2 separate regions of the Homo sapiens genome follow, and region 1 is linked to region 2. A link is a contact called in ENCODE Hi-C data. All regions are on one chromosome and are shown on one strand. The core of a region is the stretch at or near the end of the contact, and the rest is flanking DNA. Distances in the headings are between cores, read along the strand shown.

What was found. Hi-C counts contacts between places; a loop is a spot of excess contacts on that map. Pooled maps may share reads with other maps.
Region 1: a loop to region 2 is called in a map of CD8-positive, alpha-beta T cell, with 15 times the contacts of the local background. The contact joins the promoter of KIF18A here to the promoter of ZDHHC13 in region 2. A Hi-C loop is called at or near these places in 2 of 168 maps with a recorded cell type or tissue (CD8-positive, alpha-beta T cell and naive thymus-derived CD4-positive, alpha-beta T cell) and 5 of 50 pooled maps.

Annotation. Positions count from the first base shown.
Region 1 is chr11:28,106,658-28,109,668 of GRCh38, forward strand. It overlaps KIF18A (kinesin family member 18A), which reads right to left and starts at 1,499. Exons shown (of 17, transcript NM_031217.4): 1 at 1,407-1,499. METTL15 (methyltransferase 15, mitochondrial 12S rRNA N4-cytidine) reads left to right here and starts at 1,731. Exons shown (of 7, transcript NM_001113528.2): 1 at 1,731-1,795. RefSeq lists enhancers at 712-1,236, 777-1,036, 1,237-1,760, 1,947-2,026.
Region 2 is chr11:19,115,918-19,118,861 of GRCh38, forward strand. ZDHHC13 (zDHHC palmitoyltransferase 13) reads left to right here and starts at 1,251. Exons shown (of 17, transcript NM_019028.3): 1 at 1,251-1,359. The coding sequence starts at 1,333. RefSeq lists silencers at 981-1,220, 1,271-1,350, 1,441-1,670.

The DNA.
Region 1 (3,011 bases), core at 249-2,748, 9.0 Mb after region 2:
TGTAAATACTTTTCAATAGTAGAAGAGGAAGGGCTGGGTGCCCTGCCTCACACCTGTAATTCCTGCACTTTAGGAGGCCGAGGCGGGCAGATGGCTTGAGGTCAGGAGTTCGAGACCAGCCTGGCCAACACAGTGAATCCCCGTCTCTACCAAAGATACAAAAATTAGCCGAGTGTGGTGGCAAACGCCTGTAATCCCAGCTACTCGGGAGGCTGAGGCACGAGAATTGCTTGAACCTGGGAGGTGGAGGTTGCAGTGAGCAGCGATCACGTCACTGCACTCCAGCTTGGACCACAGAGCGAGACTCTGTCTCAAATAAATGAATAAATAATAGAAAAGGAGATTAATTACTACTATTAAAGGCAGATAATCTTTTAAGTTTTTTTCTTTGTGATTGTGCTTTGTAGATAATCTTTGTTTATTGAAATAGTTCTTACAAACTATGAACTTAATAAGAAGCACTATCTAGTCATTGGATATCACATTCTCTAGCATCAAAGTTTATAAAAACCTTACAAAAACGAAACAGGAGGCTAGACGTGGTGGAATGACACTAAAAATTAAAATCTGTAGAGTGCCTAAATTTCTACCTAATTATCCATAATCTAAACTATATATTATACCACAAAATCAGTTCATTCTGGTCAAATACTCTCTTCTCATATAATAAACAGCAGTCAGTCTTGGCTTCTCTGTAACTGAGTGACTAATGAGCTCCTAAAAAAAAAAAAAAGTCCTGCGGAAACCAAGAACAGACTATAGGACTGATTCTAAATGTTTACAGTTTAATTTCATCTGCAGAGCATTTGCCAAACAGTATCTCTTCCGTACCTCATCTGATCCTCGGCAATCCCGTTAGGCAGTCAGAGCGGCTTTTATCTCGATGCTACCTACAACTGGGGCTCAGGAGGGGTTCCCGATTGACCAGTGCAAGACTAACAGTTAAAGCTCTTCAGACAAAAATTTTATGCAGTGATGAACAAAAGCTCCTCGTTTGATAGGTAAGCCCCTGGGTACGCTTATATGTGAGTCTGAAACAAAACACTCCCAATTTGGAGTCCGGAAAAAAGCTGACACTACAAGGTGCTGGGCAGTTAAAGTTCTCTGCCAGTCTGGGAAAGGGGCCAAGATGCCCTTTAAAACTTAAGACTTCCTCTCAGGACTTAAGGAGATCCCTGCCCTTCCAGCTGAGCAGTCGAGGATTACGGTCAAGCAGAGCTGTGCTCTTAGCAGGTTCTCGAATCCCTTTTTCCTTTCACTTTCTCCCCAGGTACCCTGATCCCCCACCCCTCAACGCTTCTGTGTTTGTCAAGAAGCCCACCTGGTCTTCTAGACCTGAAGCGGCAGGACCCTCCGTTCCCAATAATACAAGTCACCAAAAGGAGCGTCCCAGAGTCCAGTTTTACCTTCATGTGCCTCTCACTCACTTCAGGCCCAGGCCAGGTTACCGCAACCACTTCACTTTAATGTCCGCCTCCCAGCGCTTCAGACTCAACCACAATATTCAAACCCAAGCCACTTTCCTCAGCGCTTCGTTTCATTGGCTGCCGCTCGCGTGATGTCATCACGTCGGACGCTGTCACGGCTCGCGGCAGCTTGGCGCCAAGAAGCTCAGCCTGGCTGCGCAGGGGAAGCTCTTTGCTTGCTCGTCACCGTGGCAACGCGCGCGGCCGTTTCCGGAGGCGGTGGCCAAAGTGGGCGGGGCTAGGCCGGAGCTGCTGGTGGGAGGCAGCCACTTGAGATCACCAGGCCTCCTGTAGACCGGCGGGTGCAGGGCCCGGTCCCAGAGTTAAGGGTGTGAGTGAGACTGCTGCGGGCAGGGGTTGGCCTATGCCCTCTGCTAGGGGGAGAGGTGGAGTTTGGGTGTGGATTAATGGGTTCTGGGTGTTTATTTTCTTTTCTCTGAGTAGTGAGGCCTCCAAGAAGTTGTAGGGACCTGTTTCTTCCAGACACATTAATATGGGCCAAAATGTGGGGTCTCTTCACCTGAATTAATTGGAGATCTTTTGGGTTGAGGCCTCAGGCTTCATTTCTCAGGACTTCCAGGCCTACTCCCATTAGTACTGACCGTGAAACTATTTTCTGTTTGGTTACTTTTTACATTCTCTGTCTAATGATGGCATAACAAAATAAATTTAAAGATTTTGGCTTGGTTTATTATTAGGTGAAGTGATTTTTTTTAAGTCCCAGGTTATAGATATTATTTCAGCATAGACACTTTAAAAAGAGAGAAAATACCTGGAACAAATCGGAAATACGTTTGCTAAAATAACTTTATTTGGCAGGGTGTTTTTAATAACAGTATCTGAATTTCATTGTTCTATATATTACTGTTATTGTATCCATTTAGCAATTATTTAGATTTTAGACACAATAGTATGCAATGGAATCAAACTCTTCCCTCTTGGAGCTTATATTTTGTGGATTCAATATCACTTTATAAATAGGATGACTCATACCCATGCAGAGTATTATAAATGCAACAATATATGGAAACCTCTGTATTATGGACATTTATTTCCTGTTGAGGAAAATCGGGAGTATTGTGTACTGTATGTGATGCATGTTATATTATTGTTTCTGATCACTAGACAGAGGATCAATAAAGCTACTACTTATTTTTGGCTGTATTACGTGTATCTTAGCTAATGAAATGGTTATTTGTGTGCTGCTGGTCTTGGTAATAAAATCGAGATGTCTTTATTTCCAGTAAGAACTCATTGTATAGTACTTTACGTTTTGACTTCCCAGGTATTTTATTAGTCCCTTTACATATGGTCTCTCAGTTAATTCTCAAAACAGCCCATGAGACGTAGGTAATATTATTTTCATTTTTCTGAGAGAAAACTGAAGTTTTCAGAAAATTCCTAACACAAAATTTTGTCTTGAACTATACAGGCAAGGCAATTCAGAATTGAGTCATTTGTCTCTGAAATACTTTCTGGATTAAGTGACATTAAGAGAATATCTTAATCCAGTCTGAAAATATGCATATTTTGCCAGTTGCTTGT
Region 2 (2,944 bases), core at 1-2,500:
AATGACACGCCTGTACATCCATCCATCCATCATTCATTAAAATTGTGCTGAGCATTTTCCATGTCCCAGTGCTGTGTTAGACACTGGGAGTTCAGAGATGGATCTGACATGGTTCCTATCCTCAAAGGGTTTGGGCTTTTGGGGGCAAGCCAGGGCTGACGTGCCCAAAGGACACAGACACTAAAGCAATAGTAATACATCTACGATTTTATTGTATCATAGCAATATTTTCCATGGAAAACCCAGCACTTTGTTGGATTTCTATTTATTTATTTTATGATTTAGTATTATTTTTATAAAATAAGGAAGTCATAATGTTTTCAGATCGTTTTCAAATTAGCTTCTAAAGGTCTTAATCTGGTTCCACTTGGCAACAGACACATCTAAGGAACCATTACAAAGAACTGTGTTAAGTGCTGGGCTAGAAAAACCCCAGTGTTTACTCGGGGCTGAAGTAGGAGAGCCCCACTGCCCCACTGGAACGCCCCAAGGGAAGGAGCCATCCCTAATGCTTGCTTCATAGACCTTCAAGCTGGACAGGGCTTAAATGCCAGCTCCTCCAGTGCCCTCCACAAAGGGTCGTGGAGGTCAGGGGGGAGGTGCACTTCAAGTGGGAGGCTCTCGCCCACTCCCCCTCTAGCCTGCGCCGTAGAACTCATTTTTTGTTTCATTTGAGGAAACAGAACCTCAGGCGGTAGAGGTGACTTGCCCAAGATCACGCAAATGGAGTGGAAAACATTTAAATAGCTAACATCTATTGATTCCTTTTTATATGTAACGCACGGGCTGAGGGGCTTTACATGCGTTTTCTCATTTAATCCTCCTGATAATTCCATGAAGTAGGTACCCTTATTTTCCTCATTTCACAGATGAGAAAATTGAGGTAAAATAAGAGACTTTCACAAGGTCATTTAGCAATTAAGTAGCCAAGTCCAGATTTGCTCTCAATAGATGGTGGTTGACGTTGGAATAACAGTCTGATCCTGACCCTGGACGCACATCTGGGGCCCGTGGCACCTGGGGCAGGGAGGGGCGCTCGGTCCTGGGCTGGGGCTGGGGGAGCGACCGGCACGGGCGGGCCGGGGGTGGAGCCTCTGGCGAGCTGTTCACAGCGGGCTTCCCAGGAGGTGAGAAAGTCCCGCCCCTAGCCGATGGAGGGCTGGGATTGGTTCTCCGGGACCGATTGACGGCTCAGGGCACGAGCGGGGACCGCAGCGGCGGAGGTGAGGGCGCCAGCAGGAAGTGGGAGAAGAGGCGACCCAAGGCGGGCTGGCGGGCTGGCGGCAGTCGCTACTTGCCTAGTAGCCTCAGCCGCTGTGGGCTCCTGGGGAGATGGAGGGGCCGGGGCTGGGCTCGCAGGTGAGTGCGGCCGGGCGGTGGCTGTCCTGGGGGCCGGGAGAGCGGCTGCAGCTGTGGAGGAAAGGATGGTGTGGGTGAGAGGCCGCTCGATGAGGGGGTTTCGGGAGCGGCGGGGCCTAGGTCTGGGAAGCGGGAGCCTGGAAACACCACGAACGATGCTGGAAATTGTCTCTGAGGCGACTGGGAAGAAAAGGCGAGGACTGAGGGGTGAGGGCCCGAGCCGGCCCCTCCAGCCTCCATCCCTGGCCAGGGCGCCCCCTGGGGCCGGTACCCGGAGCCCGGCGGGGACCTCTGTGGGCCTGGGGAGGGGACGATGGCCCTTCCCGGGAGAGGTGTCAGGTGACACACCTGATTCGGACCCGCCCGTCTTGACGTTGGCCCGGAGTCGGAGCGGTTCTGTTGATTTCTTTTTCAGCCCTGGCGTCTTAGCACCCGCCTTCACCCCACCCAGTCCAGTTTTCGCTCCTGTTTCCGCATCCTTGCTTACTCCTTGAAATAATTAAGGCTGCTTGTTTAGGATGGAGGAAAGGGGCGTGGAGAGGGGAGGTACACCACAGCGATCTGCAGAATCTCAAAGGACAATATTCCGTGGAGGAGGTGTTATATAAAAGCCAGACGGAGGTCCAAAGAAGCCAGGCGGGCCAGTCGGAGAAGTTACAGGAGGTAGATGTTGTCTCCAAGAAAACAAGATTTTTGTGCTTTTTGCTTATGGCCCTTTCCTAGTGCCTAGAGTACTGACTAGTATATTGTAGACGTTCACTTAATATTTATTGAATAAATGCAGAATTTCCAGGTTCAGCCAGTTTTAGTGAGTGCATAACCCATGTCAGATGCTTTCATATGCATTATTTTATTCCAGAATTGAAGCATCCTTAAGAAGATATTATCCCCATATACAGATGAGAACGAACACTAAAGCTGTCTTCAGCTGGAATCAGTTAGGCGGTAGATTCTCAGTTTGGGATGATTGGATTACCTGATCTCTAAAAACGTTTTTCCAGTCCCGAGAGTGTTCCTCATGCTTTCCCTTTCCCTTCTTTCAGCACGATCTTGTGTAGGTTTAAGTGAGGGACAAGATGTCTGGGGAAATGTCAAGGTGTTCTTATTGGTTATTCTTGAATTTTAACAGAAAAAAAATAGTTCTCAGGCAGACTGGATTTTACCAAAGGGTGTTGAATCTTCACATGGAAACAGCGCCTCATTCTTTTTCTCAGAGAGGCTCAAAGAAAAGTTGGTAGGAGTAACTATTATGTCTTAATTACTGCCACTCATTTACAGAAGGCTTCAAGTGCTTAAAGTTCACTCTCTCATGCTGAAGGGAAGATTAGCCTTGTCCCAGTTCCATGGCCTATAGAGAGGGAGAGAATGATTTGGTGGTTGAATTTAGTAGGGAAAGGTAGAGAGATCATTGTCGTTGTTAATAATAATTGCTCTTGTTCACTTTTTCAGTAATGTGAAGACCTCACCTATATATACTGCTTTGCAGTTTGCAAAATACTTCCCCATTTTTGATCCTCACTATAATCCTCTGAGGTGGGGAGAAATGATTATTCTGATTTTAGAAATGAGAACAGAGGCTCAGAAA